Linked DNA regions of Mus musculus: all the other regions are linked to region 4. The links are chromatin loops, found by intact Hi-C in ENCODE. Cell type or tissue: heart. All regions are shown on one strand.

Evidence for each region. Hi-C counts contacts between places; a loop is a spot of excess contacts. Peaks named below come from ENCODE experiments on the same cell type or tissue, not always from the same donor. Only the 100,000 strongest peaks of a DNase experiment are listed, where the experiment ranks them.
Region 1: a loop joins it to region 4, with 2.8 times the contacts of the local background. A loop is called at or near these places in 5 of 42 quality-filtered maps.
Region 2: it touches region 4 in a loop (2.5-fold over the local background); 5 of 42 quality-filtered maps call a loop at or near these places.
Region 3: it touches region 4 in a loop (2.2-fold over the local background); 4 of 42 quality-filtered maps call a loop at or near these places.
Region 5: a loop joins it to region 4, with 6 times the contacts of the local background. A loop is called at or near these places in 18 of 42 quality-filtered maps.
Region 6: a loop joins it to region 4, with 6 times the contacts of the local background. A loop is called at or near these places in 15 of 42 quality-filtered maps.

What each region holds. Positions count from the first base shown.
Region 1 is chr2:105,014,712-105,018,711 of GRCm38, reverse strand. Eif3m (eukaryotic translation initiation factor 3, subunit M) reads left to right here and starts at 1,685. Exons shown (of 11, transcript NM_145380.2): 1 at 1,685-1,766; 2 at 3,810-3,942. The coding sequence starts at 1,725. It overlaps Gm38521 (predicted gene, 38521), which reads right to left and starts at 1,591. Exons shown (of 2, transcript NR_165821.1): 1 at 1,509-1,591; 2 at 1-1,042. In heart, no CTCF peak of the experiment used is centred here; a DNase peak (open chromatin) is centred at 1,621; H3K4me3 peaks cover 2,315 bases; H3K27ac peaks cover 1,470 bases.
Region 2 is chr2:105,228,171-105,232,170 of GRCm38, reverse strand. The region is part of intron 1 of Them7 (thioesterase superfamily member 7); the gene reads right to left. Among named protein-coding and RNA genes, the nearest start is that of Them7, 5.8 kb to the right of the region's middle. In heart, a CTCF peak has its summit at 1,650 (motif pointing right); a DNase peak (open chromatin) is centred at 3,580; H3K27me3 peaks cover 684 bases.
Region 3 is chr2:105,186,465-105,190,464 of GRCm38, reverse strand. No RefSeq gene overlaps it. Among named protein-coding and RNA genes, the nearest start is that of Them7, 36 kb to the left of the region's middle. In heart, CTCF peaks have their summits at 935 (motif pointing right) and 2,003 (motif pointing right); no DNase peak of the experiment used is centred here.
Region 4 is chr2:105,128,159-105,132,158 of GRCm38, reverse strand. The region is part of intron 1 of Wt1 (Wilms tumor 1 homolog); the gene reads right to left. Among named protein-coding and RNA genes, the nearest start is that of Wt1, 3.6 kb to the right of the region's middle. In heart, a CTCF peak has its summit at 1,745 (motif pointing right); a DNase peak (open chromatin) is centred at 1,728; H3K4me3 peaks cover 2,746 bases; H3K27ac peaks cover 1,464 bases; H3K27me3 peaks cover 3,664 bases.
Region 5 is chr2:105,673,343-105,677,342 of GRCm38, reverse strand. Pax6 (paired box 6) reads right to left here and starts at 1,599. Exons shown (of 12, transcript NM_001310144.1): 1 at 1,371-1,599. RefSeq lists a cis regulatory region at 1,985-2,119 and a promoter at 1,538-2,119. In heart, no CTCF peak of the experiment used is centred here; DNase peaks (open chromatin) are centred at 1,922, 2,352 and 3,442; H3K4me3 peaks cover 3,426 bases; H3K27ac peaks cover 365 bases; H3K27me3 peaks cover 3,251 bases.
Region 6 is chr2:105,686,187-105,690,186 of GRCm38, reverse strand. The region is part of intron 6 of Pax6 (paired box 6); the gene reads right to left. Among named protein-coding and RNA genes, the nearest start is that of Pax6, 12 kb to the right of the region's middle. RefSeq lists enhancers at 1-260, 1,403-2,141, 3,059-3,392. In heart, a CTCF peak has its summit at 2,449; no DNase peak of the experiment used is centred here; H3K4me3 peaks cover 2,848 bases; H3K27me3 peaks cover 3,786 bases.

The DNA of each region.
Region 1 (4,000 bases), 110 kb after region 4:
GGTTTTAAAATGTTCAACAAAATATATGTATTTTTAAAGAAAGACTTATTGATGAGTTAAAATAAAATACTGAAGAAAAAGCTGGCAACATTAACATTTGAAACAAATTTCCATCAAGAAAGGGGAAAGAAGCTGAAAGCAAGGTTGAAAAGTATTAATCTTAGAAAAAAAAAGTCACCTTTCAAAATTCAAAGCAAAGATTGCTGTGATGATGAGCAAGGGTTGCCCTCCAGCTTCAGTGCCCGGGCCTTGGCCTAGTTAACTAGTATATTAGTGTGTTTACAGGACCACTGGGTATCTTCTCCCTCCTGAAATTCTGAGAAGACCATTCTAATAAATATGTTCTGGCTCAGCGCCCCACTCTCCTCTTACACCCTCTCTTCTCTCCTCTCCCCCCTCAGAAATCTGCTCCCCTCTTTTCAACCAGTCTCTCTTCCTTTTCTTCCTTGAGAACGTACCCCCCCACACACACTCATTCCACATTGTAACCCAGTACTCCAGGAAGATTGTCTTAGTGTGCTTCCCATTGCTATGATAAAATATTGGCCAAAAACCGACCTGGGGAAAAAGGGTTCATTTCATCTGACAACTCTCAGGTTAACCTCCATCGCTGAGGAAAGTCATGGCAGGAACCCAAGGCAGGAACCTGGAGGTGGGAACTGAAGCAGAGGCTTGCTCGCTGCCTGCTGACTTGCTCCTTGTGGCTAGCTTGGCTTACTTTTCAATGCAACTCAGGGCCACCTACCCAGGGTGGCACCACCCACAGTGGGCTGGGCCCTCCCATGTCAATCATTAAGGAAGAAAATACCTGACAGGCCATTTATTGGGGACATTCTATCAACTGAGGATACCATGTGTATATTCTCTAATAAAGTCTGTTTTTACTTTTTCAGCCCACTTTTTAATTGCATTTCCCCCTTATTGTTGCATTTACAATGTTCTTGATCTTCATGGCTCCAAGTTCTGCATCCAGGTTCAATCAACTGCAGACTATAATATTCTGGAGAAATATCTGTGCTGAATACGCAGACCTTGTCATTCCCTAGAAAACAGAGGACATAGAATTTACATTGGATTAGCTATTTTAAGTGCCCTGGAGATGACTTAAAGTACACAGGAGGTTATATAGACACGAACTAAGCCATTTTTATGTAAGCGTCTTGAGCCCCATAGATTCTGGAATCCTTAGAGGAGGGATCCTGGAGTCAATCCCTAACATACACTGAGGCACTGTGTATTCTGGATAAGTCCTTATTAATTAAGTGGGAGCATTCTTTGAAAACTAGTCACCCTTACTTAGCAAGGAGCATGGCCTAGCAACTGGACCAGCAAACTGGGAAGCATAACACAGGGGAAAAAAAAAATAGTTCCAAGGCTTTAGGGACAGGGGGCACCTGGAAAGCTCTCAGAGGCAGCAAGAGCTCTCTAGGCTCCCGAAGCTTTGGCCCAGGTAGGGTTCCGTGACCCGCAGGCAGCAGGCGGGCAGAGGACACTTTAGCCCAACCCACCTAAGTTTCCGGGGAGAGGGGAAGATTTCAGGTAGGAGCCTGCGAGGAGCTGAAGCAGAGGCCCGCGGGGAGGAAGTAGTACTGTGGGCCCCGCCCACGAGGCCCGCCCTCTGTGGCTGACCCGGAAGCGGTTGTGCGTAACCCTGTACGGCACCGCTCTCTTTTCCGGTCGGCGTGTTTCTGGATCGGAGCGTCTTCCGCAGCCCGGCCTTCACCATGAGCGTCCCGGCCTTCATCGATATCAGCGAGGAAGACCAGGTGCACGATGCTGGGCCCTCGGGGCAACGGGTGCGGGGGATTCCCGGGACGGAGCCCGTGAGGGGGAGCGCGCTCTCCTGACCTGGGTCTCGGCGCGTGCGCGGCCGAGGGTCCGGATGCGGGCCCGGTGGGCGCCAGGGCTCGTCCGCAGTCGTCGATGACGACCCAGAACTTTTCGGGGACAGGGACCAGCGTCTGCTAAGTTCGCGTGTGGCCCGCAGGAGCAACTTTGAGCGTGTGAATGCGGGCCTTCCGCGGCCACAGGCGACGGTGGCATGCATTTTACTAGTTGGCTCGCGTTTTCTGTTCCCAGGCGGCTGGGAGGCAGGAGCATCTGGCGGGCCATCCTGGACACTTTGAAGTTCACTAATTGGGGTTTACACCTGGGTGTACAGGACAGATGGCTTCTCCTTTTTCTGTAACAGGAGGTTAATTGTTGGGATGACAGTCTTTTAATTTTCTACAACCCAAACTGTTCTTCGTGAGCATGCATACGCTTTTATAATACCCACTGACAGAAACTTGGGGTTCCATATGTTACACAGGAGAAGAAAGGAAGTTATGCACACATAGAAAGATGCCGCATTAAGAGTATTTGACAGCAGAGGAAGCTAGAGTTCCCAGGCATTGACTAGTATTTACCAAAAAGGTACTTCAGGCCAGGGGCTGAATAGAGCCTTGGCATTGGCCATATTGTAGAGTGTCTTGTTGTCAGCAAGAATGATATAAAAACATTAAACTTAACTAATTCTTAGAAAAAGATTTGTAAAGCAGGAAGTGAACAAATGCTTTCTTTACATCTTGGTTAGATTATATATTTGTGTCATAAAGAAAAAGAATGATTTCTGCTGTTATTTTGCTTTTTCTAATATGACACTTGAGTTTTCAAAATATCTTTTTTATAATACCATGCCATCTTCTGTATAAAATTACTATGCTATTGTTTGGAAAAATAATTCCATCAGACCTAAGGGTTTGTTAGGTTTCTGAGGTCACCAAACACATTTGTGGGATTAAAAATGTTGGTTATTTTCCCCAAGGCTCTTTTGGCTTTGTCCAGACAATTTGACATCCGTGCTTTTTCTTTCCCCAACCCCCTTCTTGTTTTGATATTTGGGAAGTGTTTCACTATGGCTTGTTAAACCTTGGCTGGCCAGGAACCTGTAGAGATCCCCCTGCCTCTGCCTCAAGTGCTGTGGTCACAGTTATATGTCACCTCACCCTGCCCACCACCTCACCCTGGCACCTGTGCATTTTCTAATGGAACGCTTTATACTGTGATTCTTTAAGTTTTTATTCTGTTAGCTTTAAGTCATCTACATTTCTGTTTCAGTGCATGAATGTTAAACCATCGAAGGAAAAACGTTGTTAAAGATCCTAACTAGAGAGTAAAGTAGGAAACATCCAAATGACTTATTTTAGTAGTTATTTTGATAGTACCAAAAGTGCTTTCTGCCTCTGAGAGTGATGTTATGTTTTAAGATATTTGTTATACAGTGCATTGATAGACAATTTGATACACATACACTTTCATGCAGGCTGCACTGACAGGCATTATCTTTTTATATTGGTATCTCCCAAAATGCTTGTCTCAAATGGTTCTCAAGTTATTAGCAAATGAATAGACTATTGTCCGGATGATGACTGTGATTTTAGTAGTGCTATTTATATATACATTTGACAGCTATAAAATTTTCACTTACTGGGGGAAAAAAACCTCTTCAACTTTGCCAAGTCAGATTGATGTATCTTTAGTCCCCATCCCTCCCAGTGGAGACCGCTTAAATGAAATAAGTAAAGCATTTGCTATAGACTGGAAGTCCAGTGGATACAGGTGGCAGGAAACTGAATATGATCTTTGTGAACTATGTGTCTGCGTGGACTTTGTAGAGGGAGGGAGGGAATCAACACAATTGGAGGGTAGTTAGTTAGCACTTGCATGTTACTTTGGAAGCAGGGCAGATGAGTTTGATATTTGTGTTTTATCATAACTTGATTTTTACAAGTGGATCTAGAGATTTAGCAACCCTGTTTGATTCATAGGCTGCTGAACTTCGAGCTTATCTGAAATCAAAAGGAGCTGAGCTCTCAGAAGAAAACTCGGAAGGTGGACTTCATGTAGATTTAGCTCAGATTATTGAAGCCTGTGATGTGTGTCTGAAGGAAGATGATAAAGGTTTGTTTTAATTCATTCTACAAAATATTTCTTACAAGTTCTCTACCTTAAAGTTTTT
Region 2 (4,000 bases), 100 kb before region 4:
AGACAGACCACACCGCGCTAGGAGTGGGGTCGCATTCATTCCTACTGTAAGGATAAGTACCGACTTATGTTCCTAGCTTGCATTTCAGAGGCGGCTGCCACGTCCTCTGAACACAGCTGAACCCATCAAGAAGGTTCTGAGACTGGCAGACCTTGCTTTGAGCTTCACAACTGCAGGTGTTTAGGATACTAAGAAGCATTCGTAAACTAAACCTGATCGTTGTGGGAGGCACACTGAGCTCCGTTGTCTCATCAAGTATGCCATCTTTTAAAACAGCTGTAAACCTGCTGCTCTTTCCTTCACAGCACAAAGCCAGGTCTCTGCCACCCATGGAGTCCAAATCCTGCTTGTTCCTGTTCTGAGAAACCCTTGCTGTTACCCACACTGGAAAAGGAGAAACGTTATTGCTCTGCTTTCCAGCTACCATCTAACCGCTGGAAAAGAGAAACATCCTAACCAAGTTCAGACTCATCTCCTTCCCCTCTTCAGAACTGTATCAGAGCCCAGCTGGACCACGGCTGTATCCTCCTAACTGGTCCCTCGGTTTGACTCTCTCATCTTCCACACTGCTGAAGTGTAACTGTCCCAAAGCCCAGTTCTGATCCAATGACTGTCCATCAAAAAGCTCGGATCTCTGATTCTCTACCTGTCAACAGAGCCAACGTCGTGTTTTTAGCATGGGATTTAAGATCCTTTCCTGTCACTGCCCACTCCACCCCTACGGATCTGTAAAGCCTGTTCCTACTGTGCAGATCCCTCCAGCTTCTCCATGGGGCACCATCCCCCTATCCTCTGCATGGAGCACCATCCCCCCTCCATCCTCTGCATGGAGCACCACTCCTTCACCCCATCCTCTGCATGGAGCACAACCCCCTCCCTCCATCCTCTGCATGGAGCACAACCCCCTCCCTCCATCCTCTGCTTGGAGCACTGCCCCCTCCCTCCATCCTCTGCATGGAGCACAACCCCCTCCCTCTATCCTCTGCATGGAGCACCACCCCCTCCATCCTCTGCATGGAGCACCTCCCCATCCCTCCATCCTCTGCATGGAGCACCTCCCCCTCCCTCCATCTTCTGCATGGAGCACCACCCCCTCCCTCCATCCTCTGCATGGAGCACCTCCCCATCCCTCCATCTCTGCATGGAGCACCTCCCCCTCCCTCCATCCTCTGCATGGAGCACCTCCCCCTCCCTCCATCCTCTGCATGGAGCACCTCCCCCTCCCTCCATCCTCTGCATGGAGCACTGCCCCCTTCCCTCCATTCTATCATCTCATCAGCCTTCTAGGCTAAAATTCTACCAGTATTTAAAGGCCTACAAGAGATAAATTCTATGCTTTCAATGAAAAATGCAAAGAGCACTTCCTGGGTCACAAGCAATCAATAATGTCTGCTACCTCTGTTACTGCTGCTGTGTGACGTGACCTTTAATCATCAGGACAATATGGAATTTTAACTGTGGCTCCCATGACAACAGTGGAACATTTGTTTCATAGTTATTCACCTATTTATAGAAGCCTCACATCTCCTTATCAACTATGAACTCCTTTAAAAAAAAATCTCATTCCACAGTCTCTGTGTCAGAATGCAAGTCCTACCTCACACTGTACAAGTTATAGGAAAAGATTAATTATTGCATCCAGCCACAAGGGGGCAGAGTTGGGCCACTGTTAGTGCAATCACCCTACAATTAGCAAAGGCTTCAGAATTGAAGCTTTTCTCCCTAGAAATTGTTTGTTTATTTAAAGTAACAATGGATATTCGTTACATGTGATTTGGACTGTATGCACACTGACTGGGAAGATGACTCTAAAACCATAAAAAGTTTAAATTAACAACCAAGTACAGTATATATGATCCAAGTTTGGTAAAGTGTTAAATTTTCCTCCCACAGGGGGAAAAAAATCTAAAAAATATCCACCAGGTTGTAGCAGTCCTCATGACCTGGAGTGAAGGTGGACTGCTTCTTTCTTCCATGTTTCCTCTTTCTAAATTTTATACAGCCAATCCATATTCATTATGTGACCAAAGGATGCAAGGGTCTTAGCTTCCTGTCCCATTGCTATGATGAAATATCCCGGCAAAAGCAACTAAATGGGGAGAGGCTGACTTGAATCACTGTTCCAGATTACAGCACGTCATTTGGGAGATGTCAAGGTGAGGCAGTAGTCACAGAACAGTGACTTCACGTACACGTGGGCTGTCACTCAGCTTGCTCTCTCTATACCGTCTAGGATCTCCCTGCCCACGGAAGGGCGCCACTCACAGTGGGTGGGTCTTCTTACCTCGATTACCATAGCTAAGATTCCACAGACATGCTCACGGGCAATCCTGGACAATCCCTCACAGAGACTACTTTCCCTGGTCATTCTAAATTGTGTCAAGTTGGTGATTTACATTAACCATTGCAGGAATTTACTTTGGAAAATCTCTAAGCAGTGTTTAATTTCTCTTGCCATCTCATCTCCAATCCCGAGTCTGATATACTTAAGAGTAAATACAACATCTGGGGTAGTTTCTGATAGAATAAAGCAAGAGATTCCCACACTCTCTTGGTACATAGTATCTTTACTGTGTCAGTAATTTGCATGGTAGCCCTGGAATGGAACATATACTAAGAGTTCAATTTGTTCAGTCAATGAATTAAGTATCTATGCCCTAAAATTCAGTAGCTGCTTGAAAAATTAGCACATATGAAAGTTTCAATGTACTATTTTTATTCCATTCTTCACTAATCACAATTACTTATTAGGCATTGAGAAATCAACAAGAATGCCACTACTCTTTATTTTAACAGCTCAATGAATTTTAATATACTTAATATCCACATAACCACTGTGCCAATCAAAAATACAGGAAACTCCCCCGTGTCTCCTCCATTGCTGTTTCTTATTCCACTGAATTTTACAAGGAACTCTATGTCTATCAGACAACCAAAGGAAACCAAGCATCCTAAAGATATGACATCATGGAGAGGCATGCTGCGCAAGTTCACTTTGAAACTATGAACTACTCGGGCCAGTAGTTCATGGACATCCCACACAGAGGTGCTGAGTACAGCTGTTTTCCTCCAACATTGTAAAGACCTCTCAGCCACCCTGAGTGTACACTGTGCTGCCTGCAGTACCTCAATACAACGTGGGGACCCACAGGTACAGAAGACAAAGCTAGTCTCCCTGAATAAAATGTATCAACTGCCTACTGCTAAAGCAGCCTGAACATATGGAATATCTACAAACTACAAACTGGTTTTCTCTGACTCAAAACCTTTCCTTGGGGAGAAAAGGACACCATGGAAAGGCGAGCTGAGGGAAGCGACATTTGAGGGTTGTTACATTACACCCCTCTGTCCCACCTTCCCCCTTTAGCTTTTTCCTAATCTACCCTTCTATCCATTCAAAGTTATGACCCAACAGTAGCCCCCAGTCAGTATGTGTCTGGGAAGCAAGTATATTCCTCCTCTGTGCAATCCAGGCCTGGCTTTCCAACCAGTTCAGCTGACTTTTCAACCTCTGGACAGAAATACCTGAGGCTTTGCCAAGACCTGGACTGCACAGGGCCCCAGCATAGAACTACTGCCCCTAAGATAGCCCTTCTCCCTACAGAATTCATCGGGAGCCCCGCCAGGAGTCACTGCCTAGCTCCTCCCACATAGTCCCACTCAAGTACACAACTACAGCTACCCATGGCCACTTCAAAATGGAATTTAGAACTTATGGACTCAATTTGACATCTTGGTTTAGTGAAAGGATTTGTAATTTCTCTATCAACTCAGACCTAATTAACATAGATCCAGGAGGAATCCCCATTATGTATGGAAGGCCAATCCAGGCAATCCAGATGCCCAAGTATCTAAGGGTACGTGAATGAATAATAAATAATGAATGGTATATCTACAGAGTAGAGCATGACCCAGCCTTAAAAAGAAGGTTCTGATCTATAGCACAGCTGAACCTCGAAGGCATTATGTTAAATAAAATCAGCAAAGTGCAAAAGCATAT
Region 3 (4,000 bases), 58 kb before region 4:
GGGCTTGTTGGGGACTTAGGCATGCATTGCTGCACATGCATATGTACAGGCAAAACACACATACACATTCAAGAAAAAAATTAATTAGTTTTGTATATATTTGAAAAAGAATAGTATTGGAAGCAGGTCACAGTAGTAATGCCTGTGATTTCCACATTTGGAAGGTTGAGGCAGGAGGATTATAAGTTTATGAACAACATAGTGATATCCTTTTTCAAAGGGGGACTAAAGAATGCTTCTGGACTTTACATTTGATTTTTAAAAATGTTTTATTATACAAATTGTTTTGGCTCTCTCCAGATGCCAAACCTGGCTGAATTTTGATCTTGGTCATTTCAGCCTCTGAATCATGGGAAACAAACTTGTAGTATTTATAAGCTGCCAACCCAGCATGTTCTCTTATGCGTGTCTGAAAAAAATAAAATAAAAACATGAGAAAACATTCTGTTTTGTTTGACCAAAGGAAATGTTATAGCTGTTTGGTTAAAGGTGTTTTAAATTTACAAAGGTAGTTATTTTCCCTGTTAAGTAGGAAACAATGTCTTAAAAGTTACATTTGTTATTCCCAGAATAAACCAATATTGTTGTAGTGAATAATTTATTGAATCTATGCTATTTTACTTTAATTGGTTAAATTTGTTAAATAATCATGTCCCCCCCACCTTGGACAGAATTAATTTAAATTATTTGGAAATAGGAAGACTAGGGTAGAGGTAATGCTGGGTCACTGTCAGATGTAAGACTCAAAAATTAATTAGGGCAGGGCATAGTAGCACCTTAGCTGCCTGAGTGCCCTAAGCAGGAAGGCTATGAGTTCTGGCCAAGCCTGGGCTACCTAGTTTCTCAAAATAGGAACAAGCACAAAAAGAAACTCAAATCACGCGATAGCCTCAGTTACAGGTTACCTCCTTTGCAAACACCATGAAGAATCTTACCAATAGAGGGCGACCTACTGAAAAGAGCGTCTTGGGACACAGCAGAACTGCTCTATGAGGTCAGCACAGTGGATCATGCAGCACCTTTGGAATCTGGCAAAATTATTATTATTATATTATTATAAGCTCTTCGAGCTTCAACTTTTCCCATTGCACTAAGCAAAGGAAAGACAGAGAGTGGACGCCTGAAAAAGCTAAGTTTGAGATAATATGGGCACTGAAACGGGTGCTTTGGGTAGCATACCCCCTAACAAGCAGAGCTTTTACCCAGGGATCATTTCCTAGAGCAGAATCGGAGGTCCCCAACATAGCATCAGGGCTGAGTCCTTCTTGGACAGTCGAAGGGAAGATCGATCTGTGCCCCTTTCTGGCTTCTGGCTTAATGGCAAGCTTGGCAATTCTTGGCTTGTGGGTGTATCCCTCTGACCTCCCTCCTTCCTTCCTCTCCCCTCCCCCATTCCCTCCTCCTCTCCACTTCTTTTCTTATTATAAAATTACCAGTCACAATGGGTTAAGTACACATCTCTTTCTATTATGACATCATTTTAATTAACAGCATCTGCAATGGCCTATTCCCAAATAAAGATGCAATCTAACATCTGGGAGGACCATGAATGGGAAACACTACAAAAACCAGTACAAAAGTCTCCACTCCTCTTCAGAAATTAATTCCCCTTATAAAGCTTGTCTCATTTGACCCATGCTGGATGCAGACAGTGTCTTGCACTCATAAGACCCACTATAACTTAATTATTCCCAAGATTCACGGGTAAAATCGTGTATATTATCACCATATAAAATGCACCTGAGTTAAAGGATTCAGCACATATCTTGAGCAATGTAGATTGACAAGCCCCTTAAGTCAAGAGAACAGATTCCATAGCCTGGAATATTATTGGTCATTATGATAAAGACTCTATATTGTATCCAAATGATTCTATGAAGCCATGTGTCAGCGAGTCAATTCACTGCCTCTCATCTCTTGAGTTCTCCCTTCAGAACCTGTTTTGAATTATGAGACTGAACACTTTCAGCATTTCTTTACAGCATGCAATGCTATACTTTGCCAATAGAGGGCGATAGAGAGAGGGCATGAGTTTTGGTGTGCTTGCTTCCTTCTCTCATTTTAGACTCCTCCCTTTGCTTAACTGGGGGTGTCCAGTTTCATAAGTGGGGGTGTCCATTGTCCTTCTGCCCCATCCAGCCTCCCAGAATGCCCAGGCACTGAGCAACCTCTCACAGCTGGCTGAAACCCAGAGACCATATTGTTGAGCAAGAGCAAGTGTGGGCGCGCGTGCCTGCGCATGAACACACACGCACACGCACACGCACGCACACATCAGCCTTGACCTCTCTGTGTTCTGGAACATTGATTCCCCTAATCCTCTTATTATTATGTTTAATATGTATATGCTCCTCATGTGCTTGCTCTCTCCTTCCCCCTCCCCCTCCCCTCCCCCTCTCCCTCACCCCCCCCCTCCCTCCCTCTCACTCATTGGCTTGAATCTTGTGAATTACACCAGTTCCGCTGACCACTGAGGCCTTTCCTGTCTCCTCAGTGATGGCATTACAAGTGTGGACCATTTTGCCGGGCCTCTTCTGAACATGGGTTTTGGAGAGCAAACTCAAGTGACCCTCATGCTTTTGAGCCAAGTACTTTATCAACTAAACTGTCTTCCCAGCTCCCCACGATGCCCTTTACACCAGCACTGTGTTCCTAGACCAAATGTTTCCCTGCCAGGAAGCAGATTCTCAGCATCCCAACTCCTCAGACCCCCTCACTTCTGTCTGGCAGGACTGCTTCCTGTGCCCAGGAACTGCGGGTCTGCTCTGGCCCAGACAACCCACGAAACCTCTCCAGCAAATGAGCTGTATTCATGCCTTATCCAGCCCATTCTGAACTCCAGCCCAAAGGGAGGCCCCCACATCCCAAGTTGTCCTTCTTGGGACGAGTTATCGTCACATCTTTTGGTTAATCACCCGTAATATTTTAATATAGCTTAGGATCAAACCATCTCTGTTTCATCTCTGTGTGGCTTCTGTCTCCTGATTGGATCCAGATGGATCCAGACAGGTACTGCTATTATTTCCGTTTTGGATGAGAATTCAAGAGGATAAGTGACTTACTGAGGATCACATGGCTGCGGCCGAGCTGGACACAAACCAGAACTGCTTGGCTCTGAGTAATTTTTTTTCCACTCTTCTGTTACACACTAACTAGGAATAAGTGTAAAAAAAGACAGAGGGATGGGTAAGATGTCCCCCTCACGCTTCCCTCCCCACACTCGAATGTGTTGCATGCTTTAGATTAAAATAAAGGCAAACACACACACACAAATGAAGCCAGTACCTATAGGAAGACTTTTCAATGGTCAAGAATGTCAAAAGTCATTAAAACAATGGCCAAGATAAACACACAGGAAAAGACAAAGGGAGAAAAATCACCCCATAAATTTTTCCGGTGTTTTTATATACTTTACATATGGTCAACACTGCGCTCCAAACACATTCATTTTAAGAGCTATTTGATTTTTGCCAACTTCCCAGGTTTCGTCTTATCTGCTACAATGCTTCATTTCACTTTGGAGAGACCTGAAATCCCAGCTCTGAGTCTTGTCCATGTATTTGGCTAGAAGCAAAACTAGTTTTCTGCATGATGTATACCCCAGCGGCTCTGGGGGCCCTGATCCCCTTAGGCTGTGACGAAGGCAGCATACAGCAGCTTCCGAGTTCCCAGAGACAAGGCCTGCTCCCAGTGGATTGCAGCCACTCTCTGAGGCAATGTCTCCATGTGAAACCTCCTTAGCTCCAATCTCCCAGTGCTAATGGTCTTTCCTGAGGAATGGCATCCCAGCTTTTCCAGGATGGAAAAAAGTCCAAAACCAGGAGATCCCACTTCCTGCTGATTAGAACCTGAACTCTGCACGGAGCTCAGAAAGCTAGACTCTAAAACTGGCTTTGCTACTAATGTTGGAGTATGAGTCTCTCTCTGTACAAGGAGACTGGGCTACACGTTTTCTTTTACGCCCCAATCCTTTAACCCTCAGAATCTTTTCAGTTCTGTT
Region 4 (4,000 bases):
CTCAGCCTCTGTTTTCTTGCTGAAAGCTGAGGCTGGTGACCTCCCCTATCTCTCAAATGGATGAAAATCAACAGGGAGTCTTGAAAATCTTATTCTTTCACGATATTGTTACTAAGTTTCTATAAACACATTCCCCACTTGTTTTGCCAAAGCTCAAGTTGGTGTGCAAGCCGACATCTTAAAGATCCTTCTAGGGACTTAATTGGGGTAGGGCCTCCTCCCCCACCTCTTGGTGAAGTTCAGGAGAGGGAGCCAGGCCTTTCAGGACAGAATGAGAGCTGAGTGGCTACACCTTGTCCCTTCAGTAGCCTCCCTCTGTAGCCCCAGTGGCTTCCTACTGTGCAGTCTCTAAATCCCAATAAATTCTAGCCCCCCCCCCCCAAGTAGAACAAAGTGCCCACCTGACTTGGAAATGTCTGGTTTCTTTGGAGACTCAGTTATGTCATGTGATGTTTTTACCCACCAGCTGATGGAGGTCCTTCAATCGATAAGGAGTTGCTGAGACCATTCATTCAGTACAGAGACAGCTATCTCCAATGTCAAAATACCGAGGGGACACCCACTGTCCAAACAAAAACACAAGCTTCCATCCTATCGGGGTTACTCCGGAGCAGTCGATTGTGGTGTTTTACAGTGAAGGGGAGAAATGGGGTACTATGGGAATAACCAACTTGTACCCTGGGAAGGCTGAGAACTCTGGTCAGTGACTGAGGAAGCAGCCAGCTTTTCAACCTGGGCAAGCCCTGAGTTTCTCTGTATCTGAAGTGAGGAAAGATAATGCCCTGCCCTAATACCTCTTGGGTGTGGATTAATAAGTGCATATAGCCTTTCAGAATCTTCCTTTTGAGAAACAAGGCGTGGTTCCACTTGAGGCCTACAGCTTATAAACGAAAATGGGTCCAGGCACCCACCCGGGTTTTCCCAGCAAGAATACGGAGTTTGTGAAGAGTCCTTAAACCAAAAAAAAAGGGGGGGGGAGAAATAAAGGAATTTTCTCTAAACGAACCCTTCTCCATTCCTGAGTGGCCAATGATCTCAGGCCACGCACAATCTCAGACCCACTGCTCAACCGCTGGTAAAGAGAGCTGCTGTTGCCCCGGCTGGAGCTCCCACGCCAGGGACCTCGGCTCCGCAGTCCGGAACTCCGGCTCGAGGAAGCGGGCACCCGGCAAGGCTTCCTACTGGCCTTCTCATAGATGAGACCCGCAAACCTTGGCGGGCAGCGACAACCTTGAGCCCCTCCCTCGGGTCTCCTGGGAGGGGCAGCAGTGAAGGCAGCGGGATCCGAGGGAGAGCTCTTTTAATTAGAAGCTTATCAGAGCTCGGGCTGATTAGGAACCCGCTGTACCCGAGGACTGAGCTGAGCCCATCTCGAGGAGGGCGTGAGTGGGGGCCGGCAGAGAGATTGCTGACTTCGCGAAGTTTCAGAGTGTTCAAAGGCTTCTTGTCCAGGCCTCGGAGGGAGAGGCCCTCGCAGCCAAGGTAGCCACTTTCCCACGGTTGATCTGGACCAGGGAGGGGAGAACAACCTTGACATTGCGGGAAGGAGAATAAGGCTCTGAGCTCTCCTCCCCTGCCTCTACTGCAGAGGAGCCCGGAACAGGCTGCTCCAGCCTGGCCCTGGAGAGCTGAGGGGGAGATTCTACCGCAGGCTAAGCCAGGAAGGTGTTCCGGAAAACTCAGTTGCCAAGGGATAGGTGGAGTCCTCACTCCCACCCGACAACAGTCTTTGATATGACCGGAGGGGGGCGCCTTTGGCCCCATCACAAATGGACTCCTCTAAGGGACCAGCAGGGCAGAGATCCCTTACAGCAGGGTGTAGGCTATCTAGAAGCACTACAGGGATGGAGGTGGGGGGCGGGAGTCAGAGGCTGACTGGCAAGCCCTGCATTGGTCCAGACTAGGAAAATCCTCACCCCCACTTCTGGGTCCTGACAGACCTCCCAACCATCTCACACTCATAATAAATTCAAGGCCTATTAGGCTGGGCAGAGAAAAGCCATTTCAACCATGGAGCCAAAATTCTGGGAGAAAATAAGAGGAAAATGTGAGTTCAAGTCCTACTTCTAACAGGAACTAAGAGGCCTCTTGAAGTCAATTCTCCAAGTGACTGGATTTAGGCGCCCAGTATTAAGAGGGTCCTTAGATCTCAGTGCTTCTTGAGAAGGTTCCTATAGCCGTTAGCTGTCTTAATGGATACTCTACAGCCCCACTGCACCCCACCAAGAAAGGTTTGCTTTTTGCTAAATTAATGTTTTATAAGATTATGGTGTTGGCTATAGAAGAAATGGGGGGGTGAATGTCCTTAAGAAACTGAGGAAGGAAGGACGAGTGTCAAAGTTGCTCTCCCAGGCTGGCAAACAGGTAACCAGAGGCAGCTTGAATTCCTCTCAACAATAGAGTGGGAGCAAGCTGGTGGCCATTTTCATATTTTCCAGGGACCGTTGACAACTTCTCCTAATCAAAAAACCTCACACTGTATCCTGCAATATTGAAAGGATCCATAGGAAACCCTAAAGTAAAAGGAATGACTATTCAAAGAATCTCAGATCTTGAGGGCCCCTCCTAGTTGCTATGGGGGTGGGTGGATGTGAGCAGCTTCAGGCTTCTCACTTCAGCTCCCAGGAGCCAAGGAAGCCCACAGACTTCACTTGTTTTAACTAGGAGAGAAGAAGGTAAGTTTCCTGACAGGAACCCGCTTCCAGGGTATGTCGCTACACGGGAGACATCTCCCTACAGGCCTTCTCTTGGTTTGAGAAGAGTGGAATGTGATGGGGAGCCTTCACCTGTTGGGCCTCATCCTCATATCCCAAGCTTTCTTCTGTAGCAGCCCAACCTGTCTACTCCAAAAGAACCTGGATGTTCCCCCCACCACCACCACCACCACCACCACCACCACCACCACCACCACCACCTCAAGTGTACTGGCAATGCGCTCCGGCTTTAAATTCTCAGCCCCACCCACCTTCTCCTATAGGTTTCTTCTACTAGATTCGCAGTGCAGAATGCTAAGCCTCACACAGAGCCTAAAAAGACTTATAAAGATGGTGGCCCATTCATATTTGCTAGCTAAAGGATTATAGTGAGCCCCTCCAAGTAGCAGGCATGCTCACTCAAGGTGTACACATGCTTGACAGTGGCTTCTTTTCTGACCCAGGGAGGTTTAGGGGGGGCTGTGTGTTCTGTATTTAGACGCTGGTCAGATTTCCTCCCGTTTGGCCTATAACTTCTGGCCTAACCCAAACTCCCGGTTGTCCATCTCCGTTCTCCTCTTAGTGGCGAGCAAACTGACCTGGAGGCTTGCCAAAGGTAACACCTGCCTACTGGAAAGAGATGGCAAGATCAGAGACCCTCTGCAAAGGCACCAAGCTCTTCCCCCAACTCTTGTTCAAAACTCTAGTTTCCTTTATCAAAGACCTAAATGGAGGGACCCCCCCCCCCAGTCCGCTCCAGGTTTCTCCTCAAGACCAGGCATTCCTGTTCTTCAGTGGTTTCGGTTTCGCTAGGGCTTCGGGTGGTCGAGGCGCTCCAGGCTGGGTTCAAAGGGTCCTAGAGAGCCCTTCAGCACCCCCTGCACCTTCCCCAATCGGTGCCGGCTCTCCGCGCCCCCAAACCCCATTTCAGAAACACCCAGACCAAAGATATCAGAATTTTTGGTCCAAAAAAAAGCGTCTGTGTCAGTAAAGAATTTCCTAAAACATCGACTCGAACGAAATTAGATTCTCAACGGCAAAGAAATCAAATGAGAACAAACGAAGAAAACGACAGTGGCTCAGGAATCACAGTTCCGCCCGGGCGCTAACGAAAGAGAGGTGTTCGGGCTCCTGCGAGAGTTAAAAAATAAACTCGTGCATTGACTGAAGACCCGCCAATACATTTGTTCTTATTTCTTCATCCCAAGCCTTATGAAATCTTTCCCCTAACTTCGGTGTGCGGTGTGCGTGACTAGGAAACCTCCAAGGAGCGCGGAAAGGAAGAAGGCCACCTTTCCCCAGCCTCA
Region 5 (4,000 bases), 550 kb before region 4:
CAAAATGGCGAGAGAGAGAGAGAGAGAGAGAGAGAGAGAGAGAGAGAGCATTCACTTTGTTTTTAAACTTTTCAGAAAGCTCATTAATGAAAGGCCAGGTTTTTTAGCACTCGAAAAAGAAAGCATTTCCACTTGAAATTCAACTCCATTTCCCTCAATTACACTTGCTAAAATTCGAGGCTATTATGGCTCAGGGAGACTGAGGAGATCTGCCCCGGGAAAGAGGCAACAACTTTCTGAACTTTGAAAAGCCACTTTTCCTCCTGGGGTCTTAGAATCCAAAAGCTCTCGAATTACTCAGACTAATTAGCAGGGAGAGGACGCGATCCGAGGAGAGGGAAAGCCAGTGCTTTCTTGTAGTTTTTTTTTTCCCCCTTTAGGCCACACAAAGAAAAATATCAGTACACTCGAAAAGGGGGAGCAAACCGCCTTTCCAGCTCGAAACTTGTTGAAATGGCAACACGGGGTACAGCTTGGTCAATGGAGACACGGGAAAATACCCACCAAGAGCTGGAGGTGGGAGTCCACAGGACAGGGAACACACCAACTTTCGCAAGATAGAGTTGTGGGAAGCCGGGAGAGCTAGGGCGTTTGTTTCCAAATCTGAGCTCAGCGCTCGGCTGAGGCTGGAGGCGAGGGCCCTGGGGGGTGGATGGAAGCTGGCAGTCCTTGCGATCGGCTCGGAGCTCCCTCGCAGAGCGCATCCGACCGCCTCGGCCTAGTGGCTTCTTTCACCGCCCGCTCTCGCTCTGGGTCCCTCGTGGCCTCCGGCGCACGGCCGTGGTGCCCATCCAGACGGCTCCGGCTGGCGGAGGGCGCGATGACCCTTTGGTGCTCGAGTGCTGCGGGCAGTTCTGTGCCGGGAGAATCTTGCACAAAGCCGGAGCGCGGGCTGGCGGGAGGCGGCGCGGAGAGTCGGCTGGTTGGGCGCTCTTTGCGCGCTGGCTCGGCCCGGGCTGGACAAAAGCATCGCCGGCGGCTGCTCTCCGCGGCCTGGGGCACGGAGGAGCCTCTACGTCCCTTTGCGCTGACCGCGAGCTTTTGGAGGCGCTGAAGCTGAGAGCTGCGGTTTGCGGGGGCGCCCTGCAGCCTAGCTGCTCTCCGAGAGCTCCAGCCGCACTTGCGCTGGTGCAGAGCCAGCCGCCTGCCTGAAGATCCGCGCTGTTGTGGCTCGCGCGGACCGTCGCCCTCCGACGCGGGCTTTCGCTGGAAGTAGAAAGTTTGGGCTCCTGCGTGGAAACTTCTCAGGCCCAACTCTCCCGGCGTAGCAGTGGGGGAGGGGACCGGCGAGAGGGGAGGAAAGAAGAGAGGGAGAGACCTGCCAGGATATTGAAATATAAAGAAATTGAGAAGAAAGAAGCGGGACTCACCTTTAAGAGGCATCCTCTCTTTCGTCGTTGTCAAGGCTCCTGTCAAGAGTTTTGAGGGCTTTTTTTTTTTTTTTTTTTTTTTTTTTGGTTTTTGTTGTTTGGGTCCCCCCCCCCTGTTGTTGCTTAAAGACCACAACGGTTTGAAATGACGGTATTTTAAAGGAGTTGCTCGTGAGAGTTTTCTCCACGGACGCTGCTGGGTTGGTGTGTGAGAGCAATTCTCAGATCCCTGGGAAGAAGACAGAGATTGACAATAAAATGGGCTGTCAGCGGCTGGAGAGTGAGAGATAAAGAGTGTGGGGAAGTGGCTGCAGCCAGCACACCTATGCTGATTGGTGATGGCTCAAGTGTGTTAATGTGTGTGTGCCGGCGCCCGGCCTCGCCTCCACCGCTCCTCACTGGCCCATTAGCGAAGCCTGACCTCTGTCATCATCCTCCAGCAAAACACTTCCTCCTGCGCCTGAACCAGAGCGGGAAATGAGGCCGAGCCACGGTTCGCTTTTCAAACCCACTAATCACTCCGCAACATGCAAATGCACCGCTCGCTCCCACACAAAATATTGCTTTATGCAAAGCAGCGCCGGGGCCTCGCGCCAGCCGATTGGATGCTCCCTCTCCCTGCCTGGTGCAATTGGTCGGTTTGTTTGAATATGAATACACTTGTTTTCGGCTCTGCCGGTGGGTCCCGGCTTCTCTCTCCGGCGCTGGGCCCCCCGCTCCTAGGCTCTGGCGCTCGCCGAGGTCTCCCGCTCCATGCGCTTCGGCGGCCAGCGCTGCGGCCGCGAACTTGATCAGTCTAATGGAGGCCTCTGAGCTGGAAGCATGCTGCCCCCGTAACCCCAAGCTGGGCCAGGGGTTCTCAGTCCGTGGAGGTAGCAAGTTTCACCATCTCTACGAGGTCCTTTCTTGTACAGTGGCCTGCCGCTCCGCCCCATTTCACCCTAACTTCCCACCCCTTGTCCACCTCGGCCTTGGCCCCAGGACACAAAGTACAGCGGTGGCGGCTCTCTAGCCCACCTGACTTTTAGGAACAAGAGAAAAGAGGCGGGAGTGTCCCTGGATCCCAGCAGCCCCCACTCCGGCGATGGTGGCACAACTATGCCTAGGCCCGAAGAGGGCCTCCAGGCCGAGAACTCAGCGAGGCCCGGCGGTCACCCCAGCTCAGGCCTCCCGAGCCTGCCCATTTTCCCCCCACCCCACTCCCGCACCGCTGGCATTTTCTTCTCTTTCTGCTTTCCGAAGCCGCCGTGCTCAGCGGAGCGGACGCACTGCCCCAGCCTGGAGAGGCTCGAGTAAACACGCCACTTACTTTGTGTACAGAGGATTCTTGTGAAAAGCTCTGAAGAGTCCTCACCAAACACTCTCCAACTTCTCCCACGTGCCATTTGTTGACTAAGTGCGGCTGCTTTTCCAAGCCATCGAAAGGAGGGGAAGACAAGAGGGGAGGGGAAGTAGTGGAAGCCTGAGGGTGGGGGTGGGGTTTGACCAATGCTGGGAGAGATTCTGCAAGTGTGTGTCCTCGCCGGCTTTCTTGGTGTGTCAACGTGTGTCGTTGTGAGGAACCGGTTATCTGTGTGTGGTGCTTATGTATCCCCGCCAAGACTCCCTTCTCTTGGGTCAGCTCAGTCCACGGAGGCAATTCCCCTTCAACTGTTGCCAGAAAAACGGCGAGGACAGTAAGTAAATGGCTTTTCCCTCCTGACCACACACCAGAAGTCCATTTGTTGAATGCCGGACATTAGGATACACCTCAGTACACTCCAAAGACGTCCCTTGGAGTCTGCAGTTTAGGTGACAGGGGAGCAGGCAGCCGCCTTGTCCTGAGCTGTCCGGAGCTATCTCGCAGCCTGCGGGCCTTGGAGCCGAGAAGTAGAAGGCCTGAGATCCGGAACACACTCAGAACCCAGCAAAGGGAAGTGGGGTTGGCAAAGATCAGGCAAGGAGGCCGAAAGCCACCATCGAAGCCTTTGATTTTTTTTTTTTTTTTTTTTGACTTAGGGAAAGAACCGAAAGTCAGCGTCCAGCAGTAGTCTGCTCACTCAGTTGATCTCTGGCAGGCTGCGCTGATGAATCCCCATGGGAGTTGGAGCCAGATGGACGCTGCAGGCTGCCTCTGAGCCTGATTTGGACATCCTAGTCTAGCCCTTGCCTGGGGCCCAGCAATAAGGACCCAAGGAGCCTTAGCAGAGTTCCGGGGACAGAAGAGGCCTTCCGTAACCCGAGCCAGAGGTGGGTTAGCACAAACTGCTCATCTCCTCAGCTTGGGAAAGGTGGCTGACTAGCTGGGCTCACTCTGGAGGACCTAAGGCACTGGATCGGAGCTAGAAGGAAACACTGGCCAGAGGCTAAGAAGGTGGTGCCACTGCTGCAGTTGGCGGCCTCCAGTGAAAGATTTCGTAGGACCGGGACTTTCAGAGGTTCCCAGGAAGTCCTGCCTGAAGTCCAAGTTCCAGATCAGAGAAGTCAGCATTCTCCTTTTCTCCCCTTTTACATCTCAAGCAAGCATTAAAGAAGCAAGATGAGGGGGGGGGGTGCCCAGCGACTGTCCCAATTGGAGGCGGCGAATATCATTTTTACAACCTCTCAATTAGCAACCCAGTGGATTAGCACCCTCTTAAGCTTTGCCTAAG
Region 6 (4,000 bases), 560 kb before region 4:
TTCAGCACCACACAATGCCCCGCGAGTAAGGGAAACTATTAAACTCCTGGGGCAGGAGCGTTGGCAAACTTTCGTGGGCAGAATTTTGAGGCCACAATAAGCACGGACAACAAAAGGATTCTCTCGAGGCGTGCAGCGGGCCACATTGTGTTACAAGAAGCTCAGTCAACAGACTTTTCAGCGAAGTGTGTTAACCCCTCTGCACTGCTATCATTAATCACTGTCCGGAGAGCGGGCGCCGCGGTGCTATTTAGGGCGCTTGGCTGGGGGGTGTGGGGGGGGTGGATGGGGGGCCAGGGTAGGGGGTGGAGGGAAGTGGGGAGGGTGGATGGGGACCAGAGCTGGGGCTGAGGGGAGGCTAAAGGAGAGAAGCTAAAGAGGAAGGATGGTGTGGGGGAGGGGCAGAGAAAGATGGAGGGCTCCAAAGAGATGGTGGTCAAAAAGGATAAGAAGGGACAGAGGGGAAATGTTGAGGAAAAAGAGACTGGAGAGTCGACGGAGAAGGGAGAAAACCACGAAAAGGAAAAGGAGGAGGGAGCGTGTATTGGTAAACAAGCCGCAGGCATCTTGCCCTACTTCAGATGAATGGGGGAGGGGAGGGTCGCCTGCCGAAGGAGACGCGCCGAACTCACGTGTAGGGGCACAAGTGGCTGTACTAATTTGCTGCCCCAGGTCTCTTGAGGACTCTTCAAAGTGGTCCCCCCACCCAGGGGGGAAAATGATGAGAGCCTGTTCCTTTTCCCTTTTATTGTCGGATTCGGTGAAGGAGGATACATTTTTGTCCCCCACCCCACCCCACCCCGTTGGAACTACTAAAAAAGTCCATCGGTTACTGCTTTTGGAAAACACAATCCTGCCTGGTCACTTATGCCTCCACCCAAAAGAAAAGCCCTGTCCCTTCTCTAGCACGTTAGATCTTGTCAATTAAACAAAGCTGGGGGTCTCCCTCTGAAGACGCCAGCACATAGCGTTTCTCTATTCTCATCTGCTTCTTGGACATCCTCTTCATTTTAAAGCATGGGGGTTATATTGACAGTCCTCCACGCTCAGGCACTACTTATAGATTAGCATGTGCTGGTTACATAAACCTAGGATTTGCGCTACCTTGAAAAATGATATTTAGGGACAAAAAAAAAAAAGTCTAGAGGAGCAGGAAAATGGCATTTAAACCCCGTTTTGCTGCTTCTTTTTAAAAGTGGAGTTAGAGAACGCTACGGGATTCACCGCCGCCTGCCCGCCCGCTGCCGCCGCCTCTTAACCAGCCCAGAAAGCAACCCTGAAAATGTGTTCACTACTTTAAAAGTAGCAAGTGTTTGCAGCCAGGTGACTGAGTGCTCACTTAGATAGAGCTGGAGGGTTTTTTGCTCCCTCCCCCCAACCCCACCCCCGCCTTTGGTGGCTTTACCTTCCACCCTTAAATCTTTTAAGAAACTAAAAATAGAAGTTAGAGCTTTCTAATTCCCCCACACGATAAACTTAAGTGGCAGACAATTAAGATATCTCCTTTAAAAGGCGTCCCCTCCTAGCGGCGCAAAGAAGGGACCTTCAATGGGCGCCGTGCACCTCCCAGGCTAATCCCAGAGAAGAGTGAAAGCGCCTCCCATTATCCCAGCCCCAGGACCATCTGACGCAGGGGATAGGATTTGTTTCCTGGAAGAAGAAGAGGAGAGAGAGAAAGAGAGAGGGAGAGGCGGGGAAACAGAAAAGAAAAAAGAAAAAAAAAAAGACGCTGGGAAATAAAATCATTCCTTAGTTTCTTAGTGTCTTAATCAGTGAGGCGGAAAACAAGCAAGAAAAGATAGCAACGCGGTTGCGGAACCTTTTCAGCTCCGGAGCGCAGATCAAAACATTGAAGCATCTGTTGAAAGGAGGCTGACTAAATCCTATAGAGGGCCTGGGTATTATGGGGGTTGGGGCGAGGGAAGGAGATGAGAAAAAGTGTCTTCGTGATCCCTAAAACCACCAAATCGCTGGAGAATTGGGGCTGGAATAGAGTCGTCTCGTTATTGTCAGCCCACGTCGTCAGGATTTTATTCACCGCCGCGTGGCGTAGATCAGATGGAAACCATATTTGTCTCCCTCAGAGACCTAACCTCTCCTTATGCTTCTGGAAATGGACTCTTTACAACCCCAGATCAGCCTCTTGGGCTGGAAAGGAGGCCAGGGAGGGAGGGAGACCCTCTTAGCACCAAAGGGCCAGAGAGATCCCCAGGAATTTAAGCCTGGATAGCTGACACCACAGACCGAAGTCCCCACGCCCAAGATTCTCCTTTCCAGCCACTCTTCCTCCCCACACTGGAGGCGGAGCAGAGAGCCTGGGGGAAAATGCACTTAGGTGGGGGTAAATAAGGTGGGTGGGTGGGACATTCAAGAAGTGTATGACCCAGCACACTCTAGTATCTAGCTGCCTTGAGTTAAAAGTCCCTGAACTAGCGCCACCTCTCGCCCTCAGCGGTCACCACCAGGCCTTTCCCTTTTAGTCTCTAGTTGTCCAGCTCTCCAGGAGGAAAACGTGCCCTAAGCAGGCAACACTTCCTCTAGCGGAAGTTATTGCCCTGGACTTTAGTCTTGGCACCCAGAGACAGGAAGAGGGTGTTCATTCCCTGGTCTCCATGCAAACCTGAGCCCCAAACGCCAGGGAGCACAGGAGTGGAGGGCTTCTGAACTCAGCCCTCCTAGATCTGAGCTTCTGGGCCTATTGCCCACGACCGAGACACCTTCGATCAAGTGGGCGGGGAAGGGCTTAGCAGAACTTTAGAGTGCTGGGGGTGGAGAGTGGATGGTCACCAGTTGAGGTTCTAGCTTCTCTGGGGTGTGTTCTTTGGGAATGCATGGAGGAGTCAAACCTCAGGCCCTGCATGGTTGGTTATATCTTTTCCTAGCTGATCTTTATAGACACCGGAGATGCCTGGACCTGTGAGCACTCTGAGCTCCAACTCAAAGCTGCAGGTTCGAGGTCACCTGAGCCGCGGCGAGGTGTCACCCAAGGGAGCCCGGGCCTGTACATCAGAAGCCTGCACTGACCAAGAGCGGCAGCGGTGCTGGGAAAACCAGAAAGGAACACTTTTCTCCCTACCGTCCCAGTGTCCGTCCTATATTGTTTTCTGCTCTTAAAACTGACATGTCTAATTGGCAATTGGTGCCGAATCGTGTCCAGAGGTCTCTTGTGGAACATTTCTACAGCTGTCTCCTTCAGCTAGACGCTTATTCATGTCGCCTTAATGAGAAACAAAACGTTCTCTAATGAGCAATTACAGAGCGACAGGATTGTTCCCATAACAAATTCTTGCAAGTGACAGAAGCATCCTTTGTACCAGATATTTCGCATACTGTTACCGATTTTCCCTTCTCTAACCCGGCTCTGTGGAGGCGCCCTGCACGCGGGGCCGGTCTAAGAGCTCACCGATTCACAGCAGCCCCTTCGCCATCCCTGGGCAGCCCCCCCCCCCCCCCCCGGCCCTATGCCCCAGGCTCTGTGGTGCTCCGGGGGAGTGAGACTCCTCGTCCCATTATCCCCGCATATTATCTCCTTGTCACGAACACAACAAATACCGATTAATCTTCGAAGTAAACTGTTTCCTATTCTTGACCAAGTTACCTCGGTGTGAGTGGGAAGGAGAGAGAGCCAACCCACCCGCTCTTCTTCCTGCACCCTTCTCACAGATCCTGGGAAAGGAAAACATAGTTCCTATCTGCCCCCTGGCCCCAGAACCTCTTCTCTTAGCCTCAGCCCAGTACTCGGTTTCCCTACCCCACTTGTAACCAGTTGCAACCACCGAGAATAAGAACTGGAACTGGGGGGGGGGGAGTACATGGGTTAAAGTTGGGGGAGGGAACTGGCCATGCACATGGGGTTAGGGGGTCCGCCTTCTCCTACCACCTTACTCAAAGTTACATAATTGTCAATTACTTCAAAAGCAAATAATACAATTATATTTACTTTGCAGTCTCTCGGTGTGTTAACTTGTCTCAGTTGTACTGCGAGTGCACACTACTGCAT